Linked DNA regions of Homo sapiens: all the other regions are linked to region 6. Evidence: read pairs that join two places in POLR2A ChIA-PET (ENCODE). Cell type or tissue: HepG2. All regions are shown on one strand.

Region 1 (5,000 bases), 150 kb after region 6:
CCAATGCCTGTAACCCCATTGTATCTAGGAAGTAACTAGCTTGCTTTTGATTTTACAGGCTCATAGGCAGAAGGGGCTTGCCTTGTCTCAGATGAGACTTTTGACTGTGGACTTTTGAGTTAATGCTGAAATGAGTTAAGACTTTGAGGGACCATTGGGAAGGCATGATTGGGTTTAAAATGTAATTTGGGAGGGGCCAGGGGAAGAATGATATGATTTGGCTGTGTCCTCACCCAAATCTCATCTTGAATTATAACTCCCACAATTCCCATGTATCATGGGAGGAACCTGGTAAGAGGTGATTGAATTATGGGGATGGGTCTTTCCTGCACTGTTCTCATGATAGTGAATGAGGCTCACGAGATCTGATAGTTTTCAAGATGGGAGTTTCCCTGCACAAGCTCCCTCTTGCCGCTGCCATGTAAGAAGTGCCTTTTGCCTTCCACCATGATTGTGAGGCCTCCCTAGCCATATGGAACTGTAAGTCCATTAAACCTCTTTCTTTTGTAAATTGCCCAGTCTCAGGTATGTCTTTATCAGCAGCATGAAAATGGACTAATACACACACAAATATCAGAAAAAATATTTTACCCTGTGTCTGTATGTGTATATATATATGTGTGTGTGTGAGAGAGAGAGGCAGAGGGAGACAGAGACAGAAAAACAGAGAGATACACTCATACCAATGGACCTCAGGAGTGCAAATACCCCTCCTCCTTTCCTAGTCACATTCTTCTCTTTTTCCTAACAGGTATTGTGCTGACTTTTATAGTAGCCATTTCCTTGCTTTTCTTTACAGTGTTACAACGTATGTATATATGCCTAAGTAATAATTTTAACTTTTACTCTTCTTGAACTTCATATTAATTGAAACATATCCTGTGTATTTTGTGACTTGATTTTTCCCTTTTGACATTATATTCATTACTTCCTTCTGTGTTAATCTGTAATTCATTTTGATTGTTAGAATATTGTTGTATGATTGCACTGCAATTTATTCCATTGATGAACATTAAGATTACTTTGAATTTTGACCATTTATATTTTTTGCATGGTTTCTTGCTAGGGTTTATAGGTAGGAATGGAATTGTTGTGGACTGGATTTGCGTTAGTTTCTCTGACTTTATTAGATAATGTTGCTGTGTTTTCCAAAGGGGTTGTAACAGTTTACATTTCCTCTAGCAGTGATTGTGAGTTCTGGAGACCTTGGTTAATTATTTAACCTATTTTATTATTTTTTAATAGACATTTTAAGAACAGGTTTAGGTTCATGGCAAAATTGAGTGGAAGATACAGATATTTCCCATATATTCCCTGCCCCTACACATGCACAGCCTCCCCTATTATCAATACGCCCCACAGAGTGGCACATTTGGTTATGATCGATTAGCCTACATTTGAGAGGTTAATTTATTCTTTAATCTTCCAAGCTAAGCCTTTGGCTAATTGAAAGGTATGGCCAGATCTTGTGTGGATATGGTAATGGTTCTAAATTGACCAGTAACAAAACCACTTTCCTTTAGTAACACTTAAACTGTCTGACCTTCCTTGCCCTTGTGCTTCAGATGCCTGGAAGCTTTGACCTGTGCTGTTTTTGCAGATAGTAACCATAGAGTTAGGACAGGATTGAATACTCTTAGGAACCTTGGATCTTTATTGTGACAGACTCATTTCATGGGCAAAGAAACTGATGCCCGGCAGAGTGAGAAGCACAAACTCCACACTCCCTTCCTATCTGGGGCAGTTGGACTCCTGTTATGCAGTAAGGAATGGCTTATTGAATGGCACAGCCTGTTCAGTTCCTTTTTGTGTCTTGGTTTTCATGCTCTCATGATGTTATAGGTCGTACCTTTTAATGTTTGCCATTACAGCAATTATTAGTAATTCTGCATTGGTTACATTAGTTCAAATAACTCCTGGCACCAACCAAACAGGAAGAGACATTTATTTAGTTTAAGAAATTATTTTAAACACTCCCACCTCTGCCAAATTGTATAACCTCTTTCCACAGTTTGTTTTGCTGGCTGCCGTTAAGAAATCTGAAACTCTATAACAGGCAGAATTATTTATATATGTCATGATGCTTCCTATTTCAAGCTGTTTGCCTCGCTCTGCACTCTGAACTTTCATACTGAATGAGAAAGCTCTCTCTTACAACATTTTGGTCAGTTTTTATTTGTTTTCTTTAAACATCAGAAGATTCTCTCTTCCCCTGCCTTACCTCCTCCCCGGGAAGTGGGTAGATTCTCAGAAAGAGAGGCAACAGTGAGCCATTCAGGCCTGCATGTTTACTGTTCTCTCTCATTGAACAAGATGTGAGGATGGAGCCAGAAGGAGAGAAGAGGGAGCTGGATTAGCAGAACAAGCTTGGAGAGCTCTCGTGGTAGAGGAAACAGATCTGCCCACACTCACACTGTTGGTCAGGTTGAATACAGTGAAATACACTCCAGGTTCAATGGTATTTAGGGCATTGCACCAGACATGGCAGAAAGTGTTACTTAAATTGATACCATGCTTTCCTTTACCAATGGTATAATTTGAAAAGGGAACACAAAAGGTTTAGATGTTCCCTTTTGATCATTTTTTTGGGAGGGGAAAGAAAATTACAATCCATACAACTATGGAATATTTCTCACTATATTCAGATTAGGAGATATGTCTTAGAAATTCCATCCGGGCTGGGTGCGGTGGCTCATGCCTGTAATCCCAGCACTTTGGGAGGCCAAGGCGAGTGGATCACCTGAGGTCAGGAGTTCAAGACCAGACTGGCATGGCCAACATGGTGAAAACCTGTGTCTACTAAAAATACAAAAATTAGCTGGGGGTGATGGCGCGCACCTGTAATCCTAGCTACTCAGGAGGCTGAGGCAGGAGAATCACTTGAAACTGGGAGGCAGAGGTTGCAGTGAGCCAAGATTGCACCACCGCACTCCAGCCTGGGCAACAGAGTGAGACTCCATCTCAAAAAAAAAAAAGGAGAGAAATTCCATCTTAGTATGCCTGGTTAATATCTCATGCTGACAGGTTTTCCTGTGTTGGGGAGTACACATGCACATATGTGTGCATATGTATATTTGTTACCTGATCTTAACAAGTCTATTCCTGGTTATTATTTAAAAAGGAAGAAAAATACAAATATTATCCAACATTTTAGATACCCTGCTGGGAATCTAAAAACAAAAACCTCACTTTTTATTCAAAGGAGTATAATGGTCAAAAGTTAAAGGATAAAATAGTCAAAGATAAGTTCTCTAATAGCTAACATAGTTTTTTAATTTTCATAAAGCTGAAGATATCAAGTATATTAAACAAATGTCTGGCAGGAGTGTATTGCCTTGTCTGTTTTTAGATATTTTGGTATTTTGAATGTTATTTTACTGAGGGGAAGTGTTCCATGTCACACAGATGATTGATAGAGTAAATATACTGGTAAGTTGGTGGCATTTCACTGTGATGAGTTCATTTACATATTTTAAGTATAATGCCTTACATTCATTGATCTAGCTATCTATATCTCTATAGATATAGATATATAAATAATTAAAAATGTAAACTAAGCCTTTTATTTGCATTCATTTATGGTGGAGTGTTTCCTTCTAATTGTTTCAAATTAGAGCTTTGTAGAAACCTGGCTTCCCAAGTATCATCATTACCACAGCCTGCAGGTAGGACAAAGCTGAGTTTATTGCCTACTATGGTATGGGAGAACACCACCTCCACAGGGCCTTAGAGGTGTCTTGAAGGGGGAGCTGTGAGGTGAGGTGAGAATTTATTGAGAACTTGAAGTTTGGCTTAATGAGGGTCTTTTTTTTGAGACAGGGCCTCACTTTGTGGCCCAGGTTGGCATGCAGTGGTGCAATCTCCACTCACTGCAACCTCTGCCTCCTGGGCTCAAGCGATCCTCCCACCTCAGCCTGCTGATTAGCTGGGACCACAGGCGAGTGCCACCATGCCTGTTTAATTTTTGTATTTTTTGTGGACAGTGGGTTTTACCACATTCACCAGGCTGGTCTTGAGCTCCTGGGCTCAAGTGATCCTCCCGCGTTGGCCTCCCAAAGTGCTGGGATTAAGGCATTAGCCACCACGCCTGGCCTTATAAGGGTTTTTAATGTTGGGGATGGTGGTGGGTGGGGCATGTTGGACAGGAAAGGAGCTTGATCAGGACTCGGGAAGGATCATAATGTAGTTAAGATTGCTTTTAGGGTTCAAACTGCCTTTTATTGGTTTCTACTGAACAGTTGGTTAGTCTTGTGGAAGGTTCCTATAATGAGCAATCATTCATTTGCCTGGGCAAGTGGCTCCTGGAATAGTAAAATTGTGCTAATGAAGATAATGGAATAGTAAGATAGCGTTAATATGGACAGGAAACTGTGGAGAAGTAGGTCATTTTGTTCTCAGTGTCCATTTTACAGTGAACAATTCAGTGTACAGACTATTCAAACTAAGTAATTTAAATACACACAAACCGTAGAGATTTTAACAGCCAATTGTCATTCAACTCCTCAAATGCTAAATGGCTTTCATTTGCCAGATACTGTGCTAGGTATTAGGAATAAAATACCTCAAGGACCCCTCCGCCTGGAAGATGACAACAGAGAGCGGCAAACACCACAGTGGAGCTGATGCACACGGACCGACCAAGGGCCCTCTGTGCAGGGGCCTTACAGGTCGAGCCTCCTGAGCAGAGCAACGGGGTGGCTTTGGCAATATTGACATAATCTCAGGGATTTAGTAGATGGGTAGAAGCACTGCTGTGAAGTTTGAGAATGACCCATATGAAGCCATTTCTCTTGCGGCTTCTTATCAGGGGAGGAGCGGCTCTGAGGACAAAGGGTGGAAACGGAAGTCCCTCTACAGTCTCAGCCTCTAAAAGCCTCCCTGCCTGAGCAGCAGGATCTCCTCAAGGAACTCTTTGCATATCAACAAGTGTCTGTTTCCAAAGGATGGTCCTTTCCTAGAACCTGCTTCCCTAGATGACTGCACTGCATGTCTAGTGAAAG
Region 2 (5,000 bases), 79 kb before region 6:
GATTAGAATCTTATTTTGCAGAAATTATATCAAACTTTGAAAGCCAGATAATCTTGGAAAAGGACTTTTTACAGACAACCTCACAAGGAAACTGTTATGGTTACTAAATATAAAACAGGATCGCATTTTTGTAAATATTTTAGCCTCCAAATTTAATGAAAATTTTAAAAATTAGGGCTAGCATTTCATCTTTCCTGCTGGCATCAGTAGCTCTTTTCTCTATTGTGTGCAGTTACGAGGACTTGCCTTTTCAAGCCACAGAATTCCATTTGCTGGAATTGAGTCCAAAAGCTCAGGCAGGCCTTAAGGAAATCTATGACTTGGTAAACTCATAAGGGACTCTGAGGCTGTACTGGTCTCCTCTTATAAAACGGATGTTCATAACCCCCTGATCCTGAAGTTATTCACAGAAGCTCATCTTTCTTGGGGGAATTTTTAATTCCCTATTCTCATTTATATACTTTGGGTAGGGGGCGGATTCTAATTGACTTAAACGAATTAGCATGTCCCCCCTTGAGCAAACTGATTAGATCAGGGATGGGCATATGATCATGTCAGTGTGTGTGTGTGTGTGTGTGTGTGTGTGTGTGTGTGTGTGAGAGAGAGAGAGAGAGAGAGAGAAACAGAGACAGAGAGGCAGAGACAGAGATAAAGAAAGAAAAAATCCCAGGACTTTGGCAGGAGCCCCCAGAAGAGAGAATCTCTCTCTCTCCCTCTCTGGAAAGCATAGAGTGAGAGTGAGGTCTTGCAGTTGCTGGAGCTGATGGATGAAGCCAACCATGTGGAAAGCAGAAGACAGGGAAATAAAGAAATGAGATCTTTCAGTTGCTAGATCAGGTCTCACCTAACATTGTAATCACTTTTTAATTTTGTGAGCCAATAAATGTCCTTTATTATTTATTTATTTTTGACACAAGGTCTTGCTCTGTTGCCCGCCTGGCAGTGGCAGGAATACAGCTCACTGCAGCCTCAGCTTCCTGGGCTCAAACAATCCTCCCACCTCAGCCTACCAAGTAGCTGGGACTACAGGCACATGCCACCATGCCTGACTAATTTAAAACCATTTTTAGGCCTGGTGCAGTGGCTCATGCCTGTAATCCCAGCACTTTGGGAGGCCAAGGCAGGTGGATCTTCTGAGGTGAGGAGTTCGAGACCAGCCTGACCAATATGGTGAAACCCTGTCTCTACTGAAAATACAAAATTAGCCGGCCATGGTGGCAGGTGCCTGTAATCCCAACTACTGGGGAGGCTGAGCCAGGAGAATCGCTTGAACCTGGGAGGCAGAGGTTGCAGTGAGCCTGAGCCAAGATCATGCCATTGCACTCCAGCCTGGGCAACAAGAGTGAAACTCCGTCTCAAAAAACAAAAACAAAGCACAAACAAAAAAAACATTTTTTTGTGGATGCAGAGGTCTCACTATGTTGCCCAGGCTGGTCTTGAACTGCTGGACTCAAGTGATCTTCTTGCCTTGCCTCCCAAAGTGCTGAGATTACAGGAGTGAGCCACCACACTAGGCTCATTTGTTGTTTAAATGAGTTGAGTTCTATCTCTTGTAATTGAATAATCTCTCATTGATGGACTGAAAAAAACACTTGCAACTAAATAGTCCTTAGTATCTCAGTATGTAAGTATTAAAATATACCTTAGCATAAAAAAGTATTTCTTAGTATATAATTTTCATGGTATACAAAGAATTTTTAAAATTAAGAAAAATAATAATAACCTAATAGAAAGCAAAGAACAAAAACACTTAAAAAATGGCTAATAAATATGTGAAAACTGTTCTATCTTGTTTGTGATTAAAGAATTGTACATTAAAATGGAAATAGGCTACCATTGTTAATAATTGGAATGATGAAGATCAAAAAGTGAGAAACCATACAGGTTGGTGAACAAAGGGCAAACACGTACTCAGTACTGGCAGGAGCTGGGGGTTGGGGGTAATAAATTGGAAGGCAATTGGCAATATCTACCAAGATTTTAGGTAAATATATCCTGTGATCAGGCAATTCCACTACTAGAAATTTATCTCACAGATAAATTCCCACAAGTGCACAAACATGTACATAAGAGCTCATTACAATATTATATGAAACAGTAAACTATAGTGAAGGAGCCCAGGGAATTTCTGAGGCACTCTGACATGCTGATATTTTAAATTTAAGACTCTTGAAGGTCAGCAGATGCTGCAAAAGGCTCTCCTCTGATATACCCTTATCAACCTAAGACTGGACCCACCAAAGAGAGCTGAACTGCATCCCATCTCCTCCCTGGAATCTCATTGTTTATTGCAGAAAAGAAGACTGGGGAATGCAACCACGCCCAGATGGACATTTCACATAAGACACGGATTGATGCATTGGACTTCTCCCCAAATAGGATGCTGTGTCAAAGCTGACCAAGTATACAATGCTGTCCTTGGGAGGACCCTATAGCATCTCATCATTGTAGGTATGGCAACATTATCTTTCAAAGAAGAATCTAGAATGGCACAAGGAGAATGGCTTATTCTTTTTAGAGGGCAGCAAGGCCAATCTCTGTCTCAATTGGGTGGGCAGGCTCTTCCTTAAATACCTACAACCTGTTCCTGAAATAGCTGAGAGACCTTCAAGGCAGGGGCTCACTGAGAGAGGGGTGCAAGCAATTGACCTCGTTGTTGCTGACAGTCTCCTTGGCAGAGGGGCAACACCAGGACATGAAAGTAAGAGGAGAGAGATTTCATAACAGACATGCATCATGGAGGAGGGGTAACCTGGCCTTGTGGATAGACTCTGTGAGCTGGCATGAGTTCTGGAAGGGCGGTGCTTCAGTCAACACTGGTGTCCAATGTTCAAGGAAATCCTAGAACAAAGGAATCACGAGACAAGCTCTTAAGCGTTTGTTGGTACAGACTGCTGTACTGGATGTTCAGGACTCTTTTTTTATCCAGAAGATAAACAAGGGAAGCAAACAGTCACGTGACATCTGAAGTGGGCTCTCTTTCACACACAGATTCATAAAGGATGCTCAACCACAACAAGCAATTCATTGAGTAAAAAAGGTGAATTAGTAACTCACGGTAAAATTACTGTTTCAGAATTTCTTGTTTTGTCATGTAGGCTTAAAGGGGAACATGTTCATCTTTACAAAAGCATCATAGCAAGCGCCAACAGGCCAGAGACAAAGGATAAATGACTAAGTTCTTTCATAGACAGGATGGCGATGCAAGAGGCAAGTGTGAGAATGTGGCTTGTCCACCTGCCAGGAGATGATTGCCGCTAGAGCAGGGGTTCCCAGCCTTGATGTACATTAGAATCAACTGAGAAGGGATTGTAAGTCCCCATGTGGCAGCCCAGGCTAATCAAATCAGACCATCTGGAGATAAGGCCTGGCTTCAGTATTTTCAGACCTCTCCAGATGATTCCACTGAACATCCTAGGCAGAGAACCAATTCCCCTTGGAGTGGAACTTTCTTCCACCACTGTAAGGTCTTCAGTCCTCTCATTCTCAGGAGAGAGAGGCTTCTGTTGAATCAATTGATGTTGATACAGCAGAACAATTAGCATAGAAGAAACCTGTAATAGGCATATTACAAATGCAAACATACCTTGGTTAATGCATGACATTTTTAACTTGTCCCCAGGATGTATGGGTTGAGGGGAGATCATTCTGAGCAGGGCAGGGAACAATGCTGTGTTGGTCTCCAGTGTCCCCAGGGCCCAGCCCAGTCTCTAGCACAGAGTACACGCTCCATAAACATTTGCTGAAGGATTGGATGACTTTTAGGGGAAATTGCCTGTTTCCAACATTAACCTTTTGCAGAAGAGATGGTGAATAGGTCAACTGAGCACCAAGAAGGTATTTATAATGCTTTCCATAAATTGATTGTGGGAGATGTAATATATCCAACTACAACCCATCCTCATGGATGTGAAAAGGGGAAATAACAAACACCTAAAAATTTAACGTGCTTTAAATTTTTTTTTTTTTTTTTGGAGACAGAGTCTTGCTCTGTCACCCAAGCTGGAGTGCAGTGGCGCGATCTCGGCTCACTGCAAGCTCCGCCTCCCGGGTTCACGCCATTCTCTGGCCTCAGCCTTCAGAGTAGCTGGGATTACAGGCGCCCGCCACCACGCCTGGCTAATTTTTTGTATTTTTAGTAGAGACAGGGTTTCACCATGTTAGCCAGGATGATCTCCATCTCCTGACCTCGTGATCCGCCGCTTTAAAATTTTTAAATAAAGTAACATGAGTTAATTTGTCACTTTGGAAAACAGCTGACATTTGGAACCTGTCAAATTGAGAACAATTTCACTGAAATTATGAATAAAAAATAAAATGTGGGGCAAACGTATCACACAGTGGCCTGAACTCTACAGAGAGGAGAACCCAGTAGGCAATGAGTGTGCAACAGTCTATTTCCAGTGTAATAATTATGGATCTGATTTGAATTTCAATTCCATAGAGCATAAAATCCCCAGCAATAGCTTCTTGCTTCCAGGTAGCGACATGGCATAATGCATGTGGATCGCATTCCTGTGCACGCAATTGGTATCACAAGGCTCTTACTCCAACAGGAAGGGCTTTACTATCTGAAGAGGAAAATGTATACGAAAGACAGAATAAACCTTCGAAGTTTACTTTAATCAAAGAATAGTCACACAATTCTCTTTGCAAAATGCACCTCTTTTCTTAAATGGTTGTATTTCCTGTTTAAATGCACGCCTAGAAACATTTCAATCATGCTATGGTTCTTTTTCATATCTTTAGTGTTATTTTTATTATAAAACCAACATACACATACGGTAAAAGTTTCTAGACAATAAACAATGTAGAAAGTTACTGCTACTAGTTTGAATCTTATTGGTAGTATCTACTACAAACGAGTAAGGTGATAACTTTTAAAGCTCTCAGTAGGTATGTAAATATGAGAACTGGTCACAGAAAATACTAAAGAGTAAAAACAATTAATTAATTTAAGAACTTTATAATAGCCAGAGTCTGTCTTGCCCTTCATTCTT
Region 3 (5,000 bases), 55 kb after region 6:
CTCCTGAGTAGCTGGGATTACAGGCCCCCACCACCACACCCAGCTAATGTTTTTTTTTTTTTTAGGCAGAGTTTTGCTCTTGTTGCCCAGGTTGGAGTGCAATGGTGTGATCTTGGCTCACTGCAACCTCTGCCTCCTGGGTTCAAGCAATTCTCCTGCCTCAGCCTCCCAAGTAGCTGGGATTACAGGCACCTGCCACCACACCCAGCTAATTTTTTGTATTATTTTAGTAGAGATGGGGCTTCGCCATGTTGGCCAGACTGGTCTCGAACTCCTGACCTCAGGTGATCCACCCGCCTCAGACTCCCAAAGTACTGGGATTACAGGCATGAACCAACATGCCAGGCCTCACATTTGATTTTCAAAGCATGATTGTGAGGGTCATTTTTATTAGAAATACCCAAAAACTTCTTCCATTTTCTCAAGGAGGGGGAAGGTGCTCTTATTTCTTTAATATGGACACTGTTATCTTTGAGACCTTTGTCTTATCATGATTTTCTTTTTAAGTTGTTAATGGGTCTCTGCCACATTCTCATTTAACTTGACAAGGGTTCATTTAACTTGATAAGGGTACATTTTGAAGATCTGCCTCTAAAAAGTGAGTCTTTTTCCCTAGTTGGCAAGCTCTAAGTATTTTTCCCAGTAGTTTTCCTTCAGGCTTTGTAGAATTAGGCATGGCCTATGGTGTGTGGCAAGCTTATCAAGTAAAATTCTCATCGAACGATAGCTTCATATATAATTTCAGCAGTTCTCATGATACTATTCTTTATTAAAAATGCCATGCTTTAAAAAATGTTCTAAATGTATTGTAAGTTGATTTGTCTTTTATTTACACCATTCAGTAACAACACCAAGACCAATGCAAACAAACAGTATACACAAAATCTGTTCTCTCTAAATATGGAATGATTAGAGAATAGATGCCAGCATTGAGTGGAGTGGAGGGGAATAGAGAATGATCGGGGAGGCAGTTGCTTGCGTAAGCTTTATTTTCTAATATAAGCGTTCAGTTCATTTTTTGAGTATTTTTATCTGTAGATAGCATTGGCTTCTTCATATAACCTTGTAATGGCAGGGACTTGGAAAGGAATCGTTAAGTAACAAGGACTTCCCATATATTCCTTTCAAGGCTGCTATGAGGATCATCTGAGATGATAATTGCGGAATATTGAGCAAGGTGCCTGAGTATTACCTGTTAATTAGTTTTGTAAAAGGCACACAAACCAATGTTTATCGACATATTCAAAGACAAAATTAAAGTGATAGGTTTTATAGTCATTCTGCCTTAGAATATTTTATTTAGATGAAAAATGTGAAAAATTCAGAATTTCATAAAGTCAAGAATTGATATTTTTCCATGTAAATGTTATATTTACTTTCCTCTTTTATTAAAAACATTTTTAGCCTGTTTAAAATAGTCTAATACTTTTTTTTAGAGTTAACAAACAATAAAAGATATTTGGATATTATGTATTCCCCGTAAGTCTATAATACTGTATCTTGATGTTCTTTTTATAAGAGCTTCCCCCATTTGGGGAACAAACTTAAAAATTCTGGCTGTGTACTAAGGCCCCAAGTCATCCCCTGGTGTCTGCCAGCAAATGTTTGGAAATACTTTGGTTTTTTTATGTCCCAAGAAACATTTCTGGAAAATGTGGTACAATTTTTTTAAGTACTTGACTATGAAAAACTTGGTAATTGCAGATGAAGAACTCAAACTTTCACAGATAGAATGAAATATAGAGGGTGGCATTTATATAGTGAAAAGTGACAGCACATCAAGGACTTAAGCAGTTGTAACTTGCCTAGCAAATACAAATTTGTTTTATTATCAAACTTGGTGTGAAAGGAGGCACAGCATGGTTTAGCCATGTGGCTCTGCAAGTGAGCATGGAACTCAGTGCTCTACTGTGAAAGAGGAATTAACTTGGGGAAAATCCAAATGAGAATATAAAATTTTAAAATATATTTCAGTTTGAAGTTTCCTGGTTTTATTGAGTATATATTTGCTCCAGCATATTTTTTTCTACAATTAGTCTATGAAATTCTATAGGGCTTTTAGAAGGATTAGGACTGAGGGTGAGTACTGTGGTGACTTTATTTTTTTTCAAGGAGTGAAAAGTGGTTGCTCTGAAAAACAAAATTAATTGCTGTTCAAATGGTTTTTAAATTTCTGTACTGAAAAATGGCAAATGGTAGAGTAATGAATAATGAAATACAAGTTATTGGCTATAAAGTGAAATGTAAATAACATTGTCTAGCCCTTGACATTTCACCTTTTGCTGAGATCATAGTATAATCCAAATTTGAGGGAGGCCTTTGATACAGCTGGTTTCTTCTTGACTGAAAAGTGCAAAGCGTTGGCATCTGGGTCCTTCGTGAAGCTGTGTGATTCTGGACTTTGGACTGTAGTCCACTGTAGCCTGCCTTCTCACTGTGTAAATACATAACTACATGGGCTCCCGTGAGCTTGCCACACGCCACAGGCTATGCCTAATTCTACAAAGCCTGAAGGAAAAATACTGTGAAAAATACTTATAGCTTGACAACTAGGGAAAAAGGCTCACTTTTTAGGTGCAGATCTTCAAAATGTACCCTTATCAAGTTAAAAAAAAAAGGGGGGGAGTTAGCATGTACCCTATTTAATGTATTTATTTATAGTCATTTATAAATCATATTACTGTAACAATGTATATATATTTTGACTAGGGACAGGGTCTGGCTCTGTTGCTCAGACTGAAGGGCAGTGGTGCAGTGGCACGATCATACCTCACTGTAGCCTACAACTCCTGGGTTTGGGAGATCCTCCTGCCTCAGCCTCCTGAGTAGCTAGGACTACAGGCATGCACCACCGTGCCCGGTTAATTTCAAAATTATTTTTGTAGAGATAGGGTCTTGCTATGTTGCCCAGGCTGATCTCAAACTCCATGACATGTTCTCTTTGGAAGATTAAATAAAAAAAGTTAGAAATCTCTTTCTCCAAAAATTTACAGAATGCCATGTGAGAGCTTTTGTAGGTAGCAAACTTTAAATGATTTTTTTGCAACAAAAGCAATGGAAACATGGACAGATACTCTTTCAAAATGTTGTTACTGGCTGGGCATGGTGGCTCATGCCTGTAATCCCGGCACTTTGGGAGGCCAAGGCAGGCAGATCACCTGAGGTCAGGAGTTCGAGACCAGCCTGGCCAACATGGCAAAATCCTGACTCTACTAAAAATACAAAAATTAGCTGGGTGTGGTGACACACACCTGTAATCCCAGCCATTTGGGAGGCTGAGGCAGGAGAATCATTTGAATCCAGGAGGCAAAGTTTGCAGTGAGCTGAGATCACGCCACTGCACTCCAGCCTGGGCCACAGAGCGAGACTCTGTCTCAAAAAAAAAAAAAAAAAAAAGTTCTTACTATGGCATGTACTATCTATATCTGTAATCTGTTTCTTTTGAAATACATTTTCTCTTTCACTTATTAAAATATCACTTTTTTTTCTGAAATGGCAGGTCAAAAAAAGAAAAAGAAAGTATTACTTTTTTCTTGAAGGAACAGGCTAATTGAAAAACCAGTAGGTTTATAGCACTTCTATTTTTGTAAGAGAAAATTATGTAGTACATGTTTAAGTTTGACAACTTTTTAAAGTACTTTGCCACAATATAACCAGCACGTCTCAATGTAGTATAGATTTTTATGGTTACTTCGCATCTCATTACATAAATTGCAAAGATTTGACCACATTGGAGTTCTTATTTCCACAAAATTAACCATGTTGATTGATTAATGTCCCATAGAATATTTTGTGCTTTTGGCTTCAAGTTCTTTGTTGCAGAACCTTGCTCATGAATGACAAAGTGAATGAGTCTTGTGTGTGGTGTTTTTAAAACTTCTTATAAGAGCAGCTGCCTTACCAGTGGTTGTACTTGAACAGTTTTCGATAGAACACTATTTTTTATTAAAAAAATAATTCACAGCTGGGCACCATGGCTCACACCTGTAATCCCAGCCCTTTGGGAGGCTGAAGTGTGTGGATCACCTGAGGTCAGGAGTTCAAGACCAGCCTGGTCAACATGGTGAAACCCCATCTGTACTAATAATACAAAAATTAGCTGGGCGTGGTGGTGGGCATCTGTAGTCCCAGCTACTCAGGAGGCTGAGGTAGGAGAATTTCTTGAACCTGGGAGGCAGAGCTTGCAGTGAGCTGAGATTGAGCCACTGTATTCCAGCCTGGGCAAGAGAGTAAGACTCCATCTCAAAAAAAAAAAAAAAAAAAAAAAAAAAAGGGATTCACTCTTCAGAATATGTCTCCATATTCTCACTTAAAATGATGGGTTTTGGATGGGAGGGGAGTGAGGGATAAAAGACGACACATTGGGTACAGTGTACACTGCTCGGGTGATAGGTGTACCCAAATCTCAGAAATCACCACTAAAGAACTTATCTATGTAACGAGACACCACCTGTTTCTCCAAAAACCTATTGAAGTAAAAAATAAAAATTAAAAAAAAATTTTGAGTATATTTTATCAGATAAAATCTAGCAAATACCACAAGTTGAGTTGTGAAAAACATCTGTACTTTTTTCTAAGTGTACAGCAAACTTCTTGCACAATTAAATTTGCTCTAATAGACTTGTTTCTTAAAATATTCAACAGTCTTCAATAGTTTTACTCATAAAGAAATTCCTTTTATCTTTTTTTTTCTTTAGAGATGGAGTTTTGCCATGTTGCCCAGGCTGGTCTCAAACTCCTGGGCTCAAGCGATCCACCTGCCTCGACCTCTCAAAGTGCTGGGATTACAGACATGAACCACCAAGCCTGGCCAAGGAATGCATTTTAGTTTGCTGCTTTATTTCTCTGTATTCTTTCAGCTATTTTTTTTTAGCTTCCACATTTCCTATAGTAATGCATTTTTTTTTTTTTTTTTGGCTATTAAGTGGAAATCCCAAAGTACTGGGATTATGTACAAAAATACATAAGGATCTTCTAATTTTATCATCAAGTTAAGCAAA
Region 4 (5,000 bases), 70 kb after region 6:
CCATTTCCCCTCACCCCCATTTTATAATTCCCGTTCCTGTACTCTGAGCTAACCCTTAGAGTCATCTCCTGCAGGGGTTCTTAGCAGCATCAGCATCCCTAGGAACTTGCCAGAAATGCAAATTCTCAGACCTCATGCTGGACCTACTGAATCAGACACTCTGTGGATGGGGCCCAGCAATCTGTGTTTTAATAAAACTTTCAAGCGATTCTGCTGTGTGCTAAAGATTGAGAACCATGGACTTAGTGCAAACATTTTCATGTTCTTCTGTATTCATATATACATATACAAGCTTTAGTAGAAGGATCATATTATGTGGACTTCTGTATCTTTTCCAACTCAGTGATACTTTGTATAAACTCCTATAAGCCATCAGACATAGCTCAAACTCACTCTAATTAATGAATAGGTATGGGTCAAGCTCATTCCCTATTGATGGCCATTCACTTTGTTTCAGTTCTTGGCAATCATGAACAATTATTCACCAGACATCCTGTCCATATGTCCTTATATGTTGATACTTTCATCTCTATGGGATAGATTCCTAGGAGTAGAATTGCTGGATGAAGGGCATACATATTTTAAATTTTAGTGGATTGCTTTGCAAATGAGATCTAATAGTTGACATTTTATTCAGCAACTTTCAGAAATATTTAATGTCTATTTCTTTAGCTTTAATAACTGATAATTATGTAGCTGGGGATTATGTTCTCATTTTCATTGTGCAAAGAAAGGAGGGATGTTAAATTTTGTATGTTGATTAAGTTGGTGAAGGGTTAGAAGTGTCCTTTATTTCTCCCATTTCTCAAATTCTGACTAATATGAGCATCTATTAGTCAGAATTTGACTAATCCGTGGAGATTTTTTTTAACATCTGCAGAGGGTGCATGTGTGAGACTGTGTGTGTGGGCTCTTGCTCCCTTCCACCCTTCTGAGGTGCTGTGCAGACATGTTAATCATAGCCACTGACTGAGAAGAGTGTAATCACTTTTTTCTCTGGAGGCTGCAAATTGTATAACCATTTGGGCAGTGGGAGTTTTTTGCTTCAGTAGCTTGTTTCCAGCTGGATCTAAGATACTTCGCTATTCCCTTAGCATTTTATGTTTATATTATTCTTTTATTCTGAGTCACTGTCTCCTGCTGTGTTTGGTCCCAAGAATGTTGGTTGCTGCTGGGCTCATTGTGGGTGTTGAAGGTATAATCTGATGTCTAGAGGTAGTGGGGGAAACTCTATCCTATTCAGCCTTTTCTAATTTCTGGATGTTGGTATAGCTTCCATGAATACTTGGTGGAGCATGCTCCCCTTGGTCCCAGCCTTCTGCAGGGAGGGCCGGAGGACAGGGCCCAAGTTGTCTGGATGGACTCTTCCCCAGCTCAGGGAAGCAGCTTCTTATTGAGGTAGTAAGTGACTTGGTGGCTTTGTTCTGGGGTCACCCAGCAGGGGCCTTCTTCCGGATCCCTGCAGATTCCCTGTGGCTTTTGGGTCCTGTGGAAGGAAATCCTGTCCTCCAGACACTGCCCTTCTCTCTTGGTGGCCCTCCATCCCCCAGTGGGCTACCTATGACTGGCCTCATGCCCATCAACTCGAAATATTAGTCTATGAGGGCATCTTGGGGACCTTTGCCTGGGCACCCTCACTTTGCTGATGAGGAGATTAGTCTCCAAGAGGGAGATTGACTGGCTTGACTAAGTTAACTCAGCTGGTTTGACACTCTGGATTTTAAAATGCTCTATTAGAAGTCATAAGAATAATTTTTTTTGACTCAGAAAATTTGTTAGTGGCAGATCCCACAATAAGCCTGGGGTTTTCCGACCTTCACTGGTAACGACCTTCCCCACTGCTCTGCCACATCTCCATTTCCTCATTGACCAAGTACTCAAAGGCACCATTTTATCCTTTCCTGTCCTGCAACTGCCTTTGAGCTTTCTGACATGAATGGGGCTCCTTCATGGACCTTAAATTAAAGGGTCTCTCTTTTCTTTTATCTCACTAGAGGATGCTGCTGGTAACTATGTCTAGGCAAGCCCTGACCTTCTGAAGCTCATTTGCTCACAAGAAGCCAGACCTATTAATTGATGGTCATTTGCTCCATTCAGTTCTTCCCAGCTCAAAATAATAGAAATTTTCATTAGCTCAGGTGTCAGAGGGTGGTAGGTAAGGGTGTCTTTCAAAACAGGTTAGTACAGCTAAGTCTAGCTTAGCCAATGGAATCGGGCAGGGCTTTTGCCTGAATGCAACTTCTAGATCACGTGTTTACTTTGTGCAAATTTGTTTTTAGCGAATTATATTAACTTTACTTGTGTCTTTATTTAAAACACAGCAGCATGTGCATCTCAGAGGATTGCCACCTGCTGGGGTGTTTCTGCCATTGTCAGTTAATCTGTGCTCCCTGAAGTTGGTTTTCTTTGCTGGCTTTTGTTTTCTACTAACTTAACTTGACCTTTTCCTATCCTCTCTGAATGGCCTTGCTTTTATCTCTTTGCCTTGTCTCCTGTTTTCCTTCTGAGGGGGCAAACAAATTCCAAAGCAGCAGTTCTAGCCATAGAGCAAAGAGAGGACCATGGTAACTGTTTTACCCAGCCTGGCCAGCAGCCACGAGATGTCAGTTCCTGGGAAGTCTGAAGCTCCTTAGCTGCTGCAGGAGATTGCTTGGTAGTTCTGGCAGGAGCAGAGAGGAAAAGCTTCTCAGACTTTAGCAAAACCTTTGACTTACAAACATTTTACAAATCCTCCATTAGCTTCATCCCATTTCACATTTTGAAAGAAACAGTTCCCTCTTCTCTCAATACAATGCCACTTTATGGTGCCCCCTCCTACTGTCACAACTGAGATGATAAGCTTCTGGGGAAAGGCCCAAAGGTGAATATACAACTACAGAAGACCACAGGAAGAGTCAGCCTAGCACCCAGCTTTGAAGAAATTTCTTAGTGGGTGTGAGTTTCAGGTCCGTGGGTAAGTAAGTGCCAAGTGTGCTTAAAGTCTGATGCTGCCTCACTTCCTGTATTTCAGTGACAGCTCCCACAATTTGGGTGGTGTGCAGCCTGTATTTTTAATAAAGAACTTGAAGTAGCCGATATTTTTGTTCTGTTTGAGTTTTTAAAATGTTTTACCATCTAAGTAAGGATTTTAGGCATGATGGAAATGGGTTAGAGTTTTCTCTGGGAGAAGCCTCAGTAAAAGAAATAACGTGATCCAGGTAAAATGTTTTATTTCCATATTCCAGAAAGGCAGCCCTTATAGAAGATGTGATTTAGCTATACTACCTTCTCAGCAGTTCCTCCTGCTTACACCTGAGGAGGGTGTGCATGTTTTAAATAAGTGTCTCTAGCTCTTGCCTTCTTTTCCTCTCCATATCTTGATGCTGTTACTTTTATCAAAACGGATCTTATGAAGGTCACTAAGTTTGCTCTTGCTTAATCTAAGGTGTTTATTTTCTCAAGTCCCCATTTAGTGCCATGCACTGTAAGAGCAGAGAGTGAGAAACAAGGTCTCACGTCCCTGCTCTCGCAGAATGCACTTGGGAGTAGGAGACAGAAAGTAAGTAGGTAAACGAATAAACAAATAAGAATTTCAGATGGTAGTATGGGTTAGGACAATACAAGGCTATGACATGGCAGAGAATTGTGTGTGTGTGTCATTAGTCTCTCTGGGATCTCCTGGAGAGCAGTCTAGTAGAGGGATCAGAAAGCACGAAGGCCCTGGAGTGGAAATGAACTTTTTGTATTTGAGGGACAACAAAAGGCCAGCATGGCCCTTGCATTGTGAGGGAGGGGAGAGGAGAGGAGACAGGTCAGAGAGGTGGGAGGGGCCAGGTCATGCCCATAGGTTGGTGGGGGAGTTGCATGATTTGATTTATGTTTAAAAAGTGTACTTTCAATGTTCGTGAACTCTGCTGGTTCTTTTTCAAGTTATCTCTTTGTCTATTGTGCTTTCCTCTCCTCTGTTGTGTGGGTGTTCCCCAGGGCCCTCTGCTTTCCCCTCTTTTTCTCGCGAGCTCATCTATTCTTGTTATTTAGACCACCACTCCTCCTGAAAGACTCCCACATGTGGGCCCTCTCGTCTTGACCTCTGCCCAGGCCTCGTCTTCCATTTCCAGCTGGCCTGTTTGCTATTATCACTCAGTTAGCCAGGATTTGACTTTAAGTTCAGACTGTTATATTTTTTAAAAGTTTTCCAAGTTTTCCTCTAAGCAACTCCTCTTTCCAACTTCCTGATTTCTGTTACCATCCCACCACTCTCCCAGGTGTCCTGCTTTAAGTTGAGTTTTTGTAATTCCTCCAACCTTTGTCCTCTGTCTTGATCAGTCATCAAGACCTGCTGATGGCCATGGCTGTCCTCTCTCTCTCCTCAGCCATTGTTCTAATTCACCTTTGGATTATTGCCCCTGGCCTCTTCAGAGTTGCCATTTTCTCAGAACTGGTGAAGACTTTATCATGTCTTTCAAGTATTATTTCCCTACATTCATCTCGCAACTCGCAGCCATATCATTTATCTGTTCTAATCAGACAAGTCCTCTCTACCCTAGTGGACTTTCCTCATTCTCTTATTTCTAGGACATCACCCAAGCTGTTTTCGTTCCATATCCAGGAATGCCACTAAGGTAGGAATGGGATGCAATATGGTATGTTGGTTATGACCTTGGATAGCTATGCATTTGGCCGTGCATCCTCTCCTGAACGCAGATTGTTACCCTTCATTACATTGCAATACCTAGTGCAGTGCCCAACGCACTGTAGGCTTTCACTAAACGTTTGTGGATTGAGTTTCTGGAGAATCATTGAGGGGAGGCAAGCTTGCTCTCTGACCCTTTATAGGAGCATTCCAGGCAATGGCTGTGGTCATTAGGGGGAGGGTCCCATTGACAAAAGTGTTGATAATTAAAGATGATTTGGGGTCACATATGTAGGACTGCAGAAACCCTTTACGCCATAAGCTCCAGCCATACCCTTCTGCTCTCAGTTCTTCGTGAATGCCATGCTTCTTCCTGGCCAGGACCTTT
Region 5 (5,000 bases), 110 kb after region 6:
ACATTAAGTTTTTGTCTTGTTCTTTCTGCAGAGATAGAAAGCTGGGTCTGAAAATAAAAGCAGAGCTTTTATACAAGGAGGTCAGTGTTTGTACTCAGAAAAGAAAGTATGTAAACCAGATTTCTAATGGTTTTTATAACTGTTCTGAATGACATTGGCATTTAGAGATTGGAAGCTTTTAAAATTCTTTGCTTAATATTTTTCCTCTGCAAATATTTTTCTTCATTACCTGTCCTCATGTCAGTTTTCTTCCTGTCATGATCATTACAAAGTCCATTTTGGTATCCATGTGAATTGGTATAATTGGAGCCGGTGAAATTCAGATTAGGCATCAGGAAGAACTTTCTGAAAAGCCAGAACTGTGGGAATACTAAGAAGATGGGCAAGTTTCTTCTTAGAAACATATAAAGAAACATTTTAAAAGTGATCTTCTTGGGGAGTTTGTCTCCTTGCTTAGACCTGAGGGGGTGAGTGAAATAATCTTTTGTGACCACTTTCACTTTGTGCTTTTGTGATTCTCTGAATATACATATCCACTGTAAGTTTGAATGATTTTTATCATGGAATCTTATGTGTAGCAATTCCCTCTAATGACAGGAATAGATGGTCATCTACTCTCCTTAAGCTCTTCTAATGGTGACAAGAACCCACTTTCCTGGATAAGGAAGAGAGTCCATATTTGGACAGTTCTACTTGCTATAAAATAATTTTTAACTGTGGCCTAAAATCTGCCTCTGGTAATTCTCTCCACTTGCTCTTGGTTCTGTCCCCCTGAGACATTGTGTAGTAACTCTGTTTTTTCTTGGATATCATCCTTTAAGACTTTGAGAACAGCTGTCATATCCTCTCGTTAAGTGTCCTCTTTGCCAGAATAAATCCCTGATTTCAAAAGCCTTTCTTCTCATAGTGTGGCCCTCAACATCCAGTTAAAATGCAGTGCCTCTAATTGAACAGAATCCCTCAGCAGGCCATGGCCAATGCAGAGGACCATGGGGTCATCACCTTCCCTGTTCTGCCTACTGTCCTTCAGTCTCAGGTAGTCTGAGTTCATTTTGGGTGACTGTATCAAACTGCTGCCCCATCCTGAGCTTACTGCTGTCTGAAATCTCTAGGTCCTTTCCACGTCAATGCTATTTATCTGGTCCTCTTGCATCCTGTGTTGTGCTGCTGAGTTTTCTTTAACTTAAGTACAGCATTTTCATTGTTAGTTGGTGAAGTTCGTCTTGTTAGTGTTGGTCCTGTTGAGGTCTTTCTGAGACTTGATTCATCCTGACTGACCCTTCCAACTTTGCTTCTACCATTGGTAAATTTGATAATGATATCTATGCTGTCATTGAAGCCATAAGTAAACATGTAGAACAAAGTAGAGCATTGCTTGTCTTGTGGAAAGCCTTCTTATTTTTAAAATGATAATTTCTTTGTTTCATCCCAATGTAGTAAAGAAATGGTCAGGCTAGTGGCTGATTAAATGGGTCACAACTGGTGGCTTCCCTTTGTTGTGCCCCTACAGACCTTCACTCAAATTCTTAGCCTTGCAAGTCTGAAAACAAGTTTTCTTTCAAGTCAGATGTGCTATCTAAATCAAGTGTTGGAAATTGCTTTGTAAAAAGGGTTTAAATTATGAAATATTGGAATCATAGAGAATAGTACAGCAAGTAATATAACAAAGCCCTCTTTTAACTTATCACCTATAGTTAAGACAAGTCGAAAGGTTAATGTTTTTCCTTCTCGTCCAGAAAGCTAAAGAATGTTGTCAGCCACAGAGAGATGTTGTGGCACCCTGTACTAAATACACGGTACTGAATGTTCTGGCCAAAGAGAAAACGTTTCTCATTGGAGAACCCTGATGAGATCAGCCATTGAGAGTGCTGCCAAACGACTCCAGGTTGAGTAGGTTCTGCAAATCATGTTGCTTTCTGTGGCTGCTCTTTCCAACATATATCTTGTGTTCCAAAGGAGCAGTTTTGGTGCAGGATAGTTGACCATAGGTGTGTGAACTTGCCCCAAGAAACAAAGGAAGACTACGGTGCTGGCATTAAAATGTGAGCTTTATAGCAGTTCAAGGGACAATCAAGAAAATAAATAACAAAGAAAAGCAGAAAATGGCAGAAAGCCCTGGATATGATAAGAGGCCTCATAAATATCACTGCAGTCTGAAGGGACTGACCCACAGTTGTGGATAGCTAGAGGCAATTCTTGGCTTCAAGGGATTTCAAGAACCTGTAAGGATTGCCAGTGTGTGTAGCTGCATCGCTGTGAGGACTTGGCTGTGAGAGTTTAAGAGACTGCCTGGCTCAGCCTCCTGACAAGCTGTGTGATCTTAGGCAAGTTATTTAAGTGCTCCCTGCCTCAGTTTCCTCATTTGTCAAATGAGGATTATAATAGACACCTACCTCAAAGGACTGTTGTGGGATTAAACTGATCAACTGAAAGCTGTTAGAACTGAGATTGACAGGTTGGCTAGGTGATGATATGTGTTGCTCTAATCATGAGGATGACCATGTATAGTGCTGATTTTATTTTTAAGAACATATCCTCTGGGCTAAAGGAATGCTGCCTTAGGGGGAGCTGCAGTATTTACTCTATCTCCTGTGAAACAGAGTGAAACATTCATGTTTGCTGGCTGGATCTTGCCCCAAGGACAATGCTAAATAAATATTGAACAATTCTCATTCTTTAGATTTTCTGTTTCTAAAAGTCATTTAGATGGCCATACTTTTGTTTGTATTCTTCATCACAACATCACCCTTTATTTAAATACACAGAATGTGTTAGATTTCTCAAGTTTATTTAGTCACCGATCACATTTCAGGCGGGCAGCTTCTTTTGATATTATGGAGGCAGATACATATCTTTCCTCGATAAGGTGGGTAGTAAGTAGCTAATTTTACTCAAATTGTATAGACTATTTTTGTTAGTGTTAGAGAGTAGAACTTCACAAGTTGGGAGTTTGTCTTTTTGGCGCCTTTAAATACCTATGAACCAGTTACACACTAACTATTGTTTTAATCTTGAAATAAGAGCAAGGAGTAGATAGTAGATAGGCCTGAATTCGAGTCCCAGCTGTGACCTTCCAATTTGTACTATCTCACTTTCCCATTTATAAGGTGGGAATAACAAAACCTAGCTTGCAGTGTTGTGAGATTTAAACGTATTGCCAAATAGTGGTTTCCAGAGTTATTCAGTGAATATATCGCCATCTAATTCTGATCTAAAAACAGTTTTTCTAAGGTTCAAGTTTAAATGTAAAGCATTAACATGCATATTACTTATAGTTTGTGGTTAAGTTTATAGCTTATAGTTCTGTTTATAAATTTATAAAATGAATTTAATGAAATCTACTCAACTTATCCTCAAATGTAGAGTTTTTTAAATAGTAAACTGTCCCAGTCAGATATGTTGTATATATCTGTGACCCGCAGAGAAGTAGTTGGGGGTAAAAATGCTTCTTCCCCTGTTAAGAGGTGCTCGCAAGGCTAGGAGAATGACTGGTGATGGCCATGTAGGTGGTTAGATAGGTAGGGATGTCCTACTTATCTTGTTGGATTCCAGTGTTGCCTTGCATCGGTAGGCACCTTTAAGGCAAAATAAAGGAAAATATATTTCAGTAGACTGCTGACTTGATCATGTATGCAACCTATAATCAATATAGGTTCAAACTGTCCACCATAAGGAGGATTTTTTTTTTTTTTTTTTTTGTCAGGGTTTCATCTGTTGCCCAGGCTTGAGTGCAGTAGCACGATCACAGCTCGCTGCAGCCTCAGCCTTCCTGGGCTCAGGTGATCCTCCTACCTCAGGCCCCCGAGTAGTTGGGACTACAGGTGTGTGCCACCATGCCTGGCTAATTTTTGTATATTTTTGTAGAGACAAGGTTTTGCCATGTTGCACAGGTTGGAACTGTTTTGAAGGTTGATATTTTTAATGGTTTAAAATTTTAGATTTGAAAATGAAAAATTTATTCTCTAGTTTATCCTAAAAATTAAGTAGCTGTTTAGAATCTTTTGGTTTTTTACTTGCTCTGTGTTGAGTCTTTAATTAAACAGTTGAAAACTAACATCTTAGATGTCTTTGGGACAGTATGTACTGAGCTAGATTTTTTTTTTGCAATGATCAGATGAAATTCTTTAATTTTTTCTTCTTCTCTGCCTTTAAGCTAAAAAAAAAAAACCCTCTAATCTCTTATGCAGAAAAGTAGAAAATTCTTGATGTTCTCTGTGACAAGAATAATCCATTTTTAGTAACTGTGCTCAACCTAATTTAGCATGTGGGACTTCAATGGGAATGCGTTAGTTTCTGTGATTGTTGGGAAGATGTTTTTATTGACTTGGTAGTTATGTGTGCTTTCATTATGTGGTCAAAAGGTTTGGAGTTGTATAGTTTGGAAGGAGGGTATAACCAGTTAAAAAAACAAAATGCGGATCTGTGTCTATCTTGTCAGGAATGAGATAACTTAAGGGGTTGCTGTAACTTAAGGATTTCTTCAGTTAGACATATACCTTGAAAAACTCAAATCATCATAAGTTTTGGAAGCATGCCTTTGCTTGGCTATTAAAAAATTTGTTCAAAGAGAAGGGGTCTTATGTAATACATAGTGGCCATTTGGTTTTAAGGAAAGAATTGGGATACTGTGGCACAGTCATCAGGATATTTGACAAGTTACTGTGTCATAATGTACTTCCAGGGAAGACCCATAATTACTGTGTGGCCAGCAAACTTCTCTTTTAGTTGTTTTTGAAGGGATAGGGTGGTCATGGAATGAGAATTGCTTTCCTTTCTGCTAGGTAAATTTTAAAGTCATGTGTCTCTGGAAAGCTTTTTGTATTCATTACATGTGCTGGGGTTTTGGGTGATTTCAAGAGGCCCAGAGTAGACAGCATAATATTAATATAATCTACAGTGTCAGAAGTATGGTAAATTGTTAGAAATGGCATTTAAAATGATACAGTTTTTCTTTATTATGTAAACAGTTATTTATCAATGAAGCTGTTTTCTCCTAGCTC
Region 6 (5,000 bases):
TTCCTATAAAATGGAATCTCTTTATTATATTTTCCTCTTTTCAGAGTGAATCCCCTGAGAAGTTCTTGAGGTATGGTCCTGGCTCTAGCGGGTAAAAAATTGCACCTAAAAGAAGGTCAGGCCTGGCGCAGTGCTCACACCTGTAATCCCAGCACTTTGGGAGTTGGAGGCAGAAGCGGGAGGACTGAGGATTGCTGGACGCCAGGAGTTTGAGACCAACCTGGGCAATATAGGGAGACCCCGTCTCAACAAAAATAAATAAATAGCCAGGTATGTGGCACATGCCTGTGGTCCCAGCTACTTGGGAGGCTGAGGTGGGAGGATTATTTGGGCCTGGGAATTGAGGCTGCAGTGAGGTGCAGCTGCACCACTTTATTCCAGCCTGAGTGACAGAGTGAGACCCTGTCTCAAAAAAAAAAAAAAAAGGTCAATATGCAAAGGAAGGGTCTCAATAATGTGAATCTCTAGAGACTGGCTCTGGAGGTGGAGTAAATCTCTAGTGATAGAATTTTAGACCCTAAGGAATCAGCTGAAAAGAAACAATGTTTTGTCAATGGAGCATCCCCAGTGTTTCCAAATTGCACACGTGGAAAGTGTTGAACTCTTCATAATTATTGGGCTGGCTCCACTCAAAAGGCGTATTTATAATTTCCCCAATATCTTCCTTTTGCTCATGTAAATACCAACATGAAAATATCAGCCACAATGAGTTCCATGTGCTTTCCTAAAAATACCTGAGACTAATATGGACTTCAAGAACATAGCTGCATTATGACTTTTGTAGGATCTGGGCACTTTTGCCTTCATACGCACCTTCCTCCAGAAAAATAAAAATGTAGATAAAAAGAAAAATTATATTTCACTATTGCATTGTTATAGATACAAATATATTAATATTATATGCTAAAACATTTTCTTTGACCTAAAAGTTCATTTTTCTCTTCTGATTTTAAAAGAAATTAAAATATTTTTTGGCCCCTATAAGTATTATAGACCCTAGGCACTGAGCTTGCTATACCTGACAGGTAAGTTGCCCCTTTAGGGAAGACCTCATACTGAAAACTGGCTAAAAACAACCTATTATTTTCTTCAAAGATTGCAAAATATTAATTTTTTGCATAGTTGGTGCTCAATAAATATCAGTTGATTAAAAATATTCAGAGATGTTAAGACTTCTCCTGTAACAAATCTGAATATTTCTCTCTAAATCTATTATTTCGCTCCTCAGAGTATGGTCCACAGACCAGTAGCCTCAGCCCCAACTCAAACTTATCAGAAATGAAGAATATCAGACTCCATCTGCTACTAAGTCAGAATTTGCATTTTAACAAGATCCCCAAGTGACTCATATGCAGATTACACGGAAGCCCTGCTCACCTGCAATTTAAACCTGATGGTTTAACATTGGAAATGGAAGAGCTGATTCCCCTTAACCACATATAATTGAGTGCGATCCTCACCCTCCTCCAGTGTCAATACATTCAGTTCCTTTAGTCCAGTGGTTCCCAACTTTGGTTGAACATTGGAATCACCTGGAGAGCTTTCAAAAAACGACCAATAACATGGGCCCAATTTTCTGGAGATTCCGAATGATTGATCAGGTGGGCGTTCTGGGAATCAAGATTGTTTTAAAGCTTCCCAGGTGATGCTAATGTGTAGCCAGAATGAGAACTACTGTGTGGATTTCCCCATGAGATCTGTCCCCTGGTTTTAATAATGTTGGCCTCTTTTCTCTGTGTTCTCCGACCTTCCTAGGCTGGACAACCAAGTTTATAATCCAGAAATAGTTTCTTGTCTTGGGGTCTGCCATGCCCTATTAATTATCTCAAAGCTCTGAAGTGTTCTCCTAATACAACCATACACTAAAAGATTAACTGCCACTATTTTCCACATCCTTATTATGTGTCCTGTAATCACTTTCAGTCACGTAATCCTCACAATGATAGTATATGCTGTTCTTATGCCCATTATACAGATGAGGAAATGGAGGCTTAGAAAGGTTGTATCTTCCCAAGATCATCCTATTTGTATTCCAGAGTTTGTTCACCTCCTATTAAATCTACCATTTTCTAGTATCTTGCTTTCACTTAAGAAACACTAGTAATTCCCTAACTCACGTGGCTAAACATCAGATTTACAATTATCCAATTTTTGAGAATTATTGACAAAGGAAATATAATGAAGGCCAGGAAATAATTAAATAGATAATATAATTAGCAGTGGTTATAATTCATTAAAGTTTGAAAATGGTGACATTTTTCTTCTTGCATAATGGATGTGATAGTTCAATTAAAAAACAAATACTAAATACTCCAGAAATGCCCTGTGTTGGGACTGTGAAGATTACAGGGGTAAGGAACAGGTTTTGTCCTTGAATTTCAAGTTGAAGGGAGGATAAGAGCCTACAGTTGTCCAACATGTGACAGTTAATATAATCAGGTGCTACACTGTGTAGTAAGGCCATTATGCTTTGCCAAAATTCAGAGGGTAGCAGAAACCAGGACAATGTAAGGATTTATGGAGGAGGTCTATCTGGAGTGAAGTATGTAAGGATGAATGGGGATTGAATCTCTAGAAAAGACAGAGCTGAGCTAGGACATTGGCATAATACTCACTAGGCAGTTAGAATTTCCCTAACTGAATGGCCAGCCTGGTTTCTTGCTGGCTGAATGTCCCTTGTCTGTAGAGAATATATAGTCTTTGAATTCAAAACAAATGCTGTCCCAGCCAAGCTTAGTGCCAGCAATGTCCTGAGTGACCTATATCTGGAGCAGTGAAATCAATCAGGTGCAAAGGGTTATTTACACAACTGATAGCTTCCTGCCTCAGATAGTCACGGCTTCTTTTAAGGTTGCTGAAGCAAACACTTTGCTTAATATTTGAACCTAGAGAAGTTGAAAGCCAAGTACGTATTTAAATATTGATCAAGCTCAGGGCTTGAGAGCAGGCAAGAAAACTGCAGCTAGCATTGTATGTCCTTGGGTGGTGAGAGTTTCACAATTACTAGTTTTGCTGGTTTCTTTTTAGTGGGGAAGGGGCTTGGGGGTAACTTCTTATAATATTTGTTCCTCTTTCCACATTTTTTTGTTTTTTAAAAAAAGATACATACCTGCCAGAATTAAAAAAAAAAAAAAAAGAAAAAGAGGGCTTCAGTACTAGTGATATGAAAAAGGACAATAACAACAAAGGCTTCTAACACATCACCATGTTTATTCACCAGAGTTTGGAAACCATTTTTGTCTGGCATGTTGATTCAGTTAATCTTCAGTTCAAGTGATTCTCCTGCCTCAGCCTCTCGAGTAGCTGGGATTACAGGCACGCACCAACACACCCAGCTAAATTGTGTGTTTTTGTGGAGACGGGGTTTCACCATGTTGTCCAGGCTGGTCTCGAGCTCCTGACCTCAGGTGATCCACCCGCCTCAGCCTCCCAAAGTGCTGGGATTACAGGTGTGAGCCACCACGCCCTGCTCAAAATTTTTTCTATTTTTGAAAAGAATATTATTGCTTTTATTTTTATCTTGTGTACCTTGACACTGGGCAGGATATATATATATATTTTTTTTTTCTTTTTTTTTTTTTGTGGCAGCGCCTGAGGCCAGGCCTTGAGTTCACAGCTCTGTGGGGCTGAGGGTGGAATCAGCTGGGATGACAGCCCAGGTCAGGAGTGCAATGCCAGTGTTGGGGTCCCTTTCCCAAGGCGGAATTGCAGCCTTTGCCTTGGAACAGGGCTAAGGCATTCAGACACACGATGGTCTTTCTCTTGCTAATCTCAGCCTTTCTCAGCATTCGTATCAGCAAGGTGGGCTGGGGAAGGTGGCGGCTGGAAGGGAGACAGAAAAGGCCCAGGCCCAGGAGAAGTGGTGGTGGCAGCCTGGGAGCTGGGCTCCATTCTGGCTTGGGATCTTGGTGGCCAGCTTCCTCGGGCCACACCTTTGTTATGGTTCTGTGCGTAGCCAGTCTTCAAAGGAAAAACAAAGCAGAGACTCAAGGTGATTTTATAAATTTTATTAGAAACTTTATATTTCAATACTAATTTCCTTACAAATAGTCTTAACTATAACACTTACTGCCACAGCAGTCTCAGATGGGCAATTTTACCTTTAAAGCTGCAATAATGGTCTTAAGTCTGTATATGAGAGCCTGGCTGATGAAGAGGCTTGGCTTCTGCTCTTGGGGCTGTCATCACATCTAAGAGGAAAACTGCTTTGGAGGATAAGGAAGTCCCTTCACATTGCTGTTCATTGTAAAAGTGGTTATGGTTTTCATACGTTTTTGAATTAAGACTTGCAGCCACTTGCGTGCATAAACGTGAAGGGAATCGCAGCTTGCAAAGCTCTCGGCCAGGGAACATGAGCTTCAAATAAGAGGGCAAATGCTGTTTTTAAAAATAATATTTCCTATTGTAATAGACCCGGGCCGTATTATGTCACGGGTGTGGTGGCTTTTGGCTGGGAACAGCCTGAGCCTCCCTCGGGCCTGGCACAACTCCTTTCGCGAGCGGGCAGCCCAGCGCCTCCCTCGGGAGGCGCCAAGGCGTGGGGGCGCCCGGGGCGCAACTGGCACTCCTGTGGCCCGCCAGGTCCGCGCCAGCCTCCGCGCCTCCGATCTCCGGAGGCCAACGGCCGCAGCCCCGCAGCGGGAGGGGGCTGGCGGAGACAGCGCGGTAGGGGCAGCTTCAGGTTTCCTCCTGGAGCCGGTGTCGGGCGCGGCCGGCGGGCGGGCCTCGCCATGTGATGCGGCCGCCGCGAGCCGGGCCGGGAGGTGGGCAGGCGGGGATCCAGTGGCAGCGGGGAGGCGCGGGGGGAGCGGGGGGAGCGGGGGCGGCACCCGCTGCTGGCGCAGCCAGCCGGGCCCGGGCGCGCGGCCGCGGCTCCACCCCCTAAACCTTGGCTTCAGCCCGGCCGCCGCCAGGCGTTGGCATCGCCGGGGAGAGCCTTCCGGACTCCGGGCGGCGGCTGGCTGGGGGCGCGTTCCGAGGCGCCCTCAGGCAGGGCGCGG

The links. Peaks named below come from ENCODE experiments on the same cell type or tissue, not always from the same donor. Only the 100,000 strongest peaks of a DNase experiment are listed, where the experiment ranks them.
Region 1: POLR2A ChIA-PET joins it to region 6 with 11 read pairs; 5 of 35 experiments call an interaction of 5 or more read pairs at or near these places.
Region 2: POLR2A ChIA-PET joins it to region 6 with 20 read pairs; 4 of 35 experiments call an interaction of 5 or more read pairs at or near these places.
Region 3: POLR2A ChIA-PET joins it to region 6 with 30 read pairs; 9 of 35 experiments call an interaction of 5 or more read pairs at or near these places.
Region 4: POLR2A ChIA-PET joins it to region 6 with 16 read pairs; 10 of 35 experiments call an interaction of 5 or more read pairs at or near these places.
Region 5: POLR2A ChIA-PET joins it to region 6 with 19 read pairs; 5 of 35 experiments call an interaction of 5 or more read pairs at or near these places.

Annotation. Positions count from the first base shown.
Region 1 is chr5:73,768,585-73,773,584 of GRCh38, forward strand. All of the region lies in intron 4 of ARHGEF28 (Rho guanine nucleotide exchange factor 28), which reads left to right. Among named protein-coding and RNA genes, the nearest start is that of ARHGEF28, 140 kb to the left of the region's middle. In HepG2, no CTCF peak of the experiment used is centred here; a DNase peak (open chromatin) is centred at 2,187.
Region 2 is chr5:73,541,891-73,546,890 of GRCh38, forward strand. No RefSeq gene overlaps it. Among named protein-coding and RNA genes, the nearest start is that of ANKRA2, 21 kb to the right of the region's middle. In HepG2, no CTCF peak of the experiment used is centred here; DNase peaks (open chromatin) are centred at 2,851 and 3,681; H3K4me3 peaks cover 1,321 bases.
Region 3 is chr5:73,676,191-73,681,190 of GRCh38, forward strand. The region is part of intron 1 of ARHGEF28 (Rho guanine nucleotide exchange factor 28); the gene reads left to right. Among named protein-coding and RNA genes, the nearest start is that of ARHGEF28, 52 kb to the left of the region's middle. In HepG2, no CTCF peak of the experiment used is centred here; a DNase peak (open chromatin) is centred at 2,411; H3K4me3 peaks cover 363 bases.
Region 4 is chr5:73,691,380-73,696,379 of GRCh38, forward strand. All of the region lies in intron 2 of ARHGEF28 (Rho guanine nucleotide exchange factor 28), which reads left to right. Among named protein-coding and RNA genes, the nearest start is that of ARHGEF28, 68 kb to the left of the region's middle. RefSeq lists an enhancer at 2,103-2,727. In HepG2, a CTCF peak has its summit at 2,361 (motif pointing left); a DNase peak (open chromatin) is centred at 2,442.
Region 5 is chr5:73,726,857-73,731,856 of GRCh38, forward strand. The region is part of intron 2 of ARHGEF28 (Rho guanine nucleotide exchange factor 28); the gene reads left to right. Among named protein-coding and RNA genes, the nearest start is that of ARHGEF28, 100 kb to the left of the region's middle. In HepG2, a CTCF peak has its summit at 2,561; a DNase peak (open chromatin) is centred at 2,615.
Region 6 is chr5:73,621,275-73,626,274 of GRCh38, forward strand. It overlaps ARHGEF28 (Rho guanine nucleotide exchange factor 28), which reads left to right and starts at 4,922. Exons shown (of 36, transcript NM_001177693.2): 1 at 4,922-5,000. RefSeq lists a silencer at 4,631-4,720. In HepG2, no CTCF peak of the experiment used is centred here; DNase peaks (open chromatin) are centred at 2,827, 3,257 and 4,827; H3K4me3 peaks cover 1,936 bases.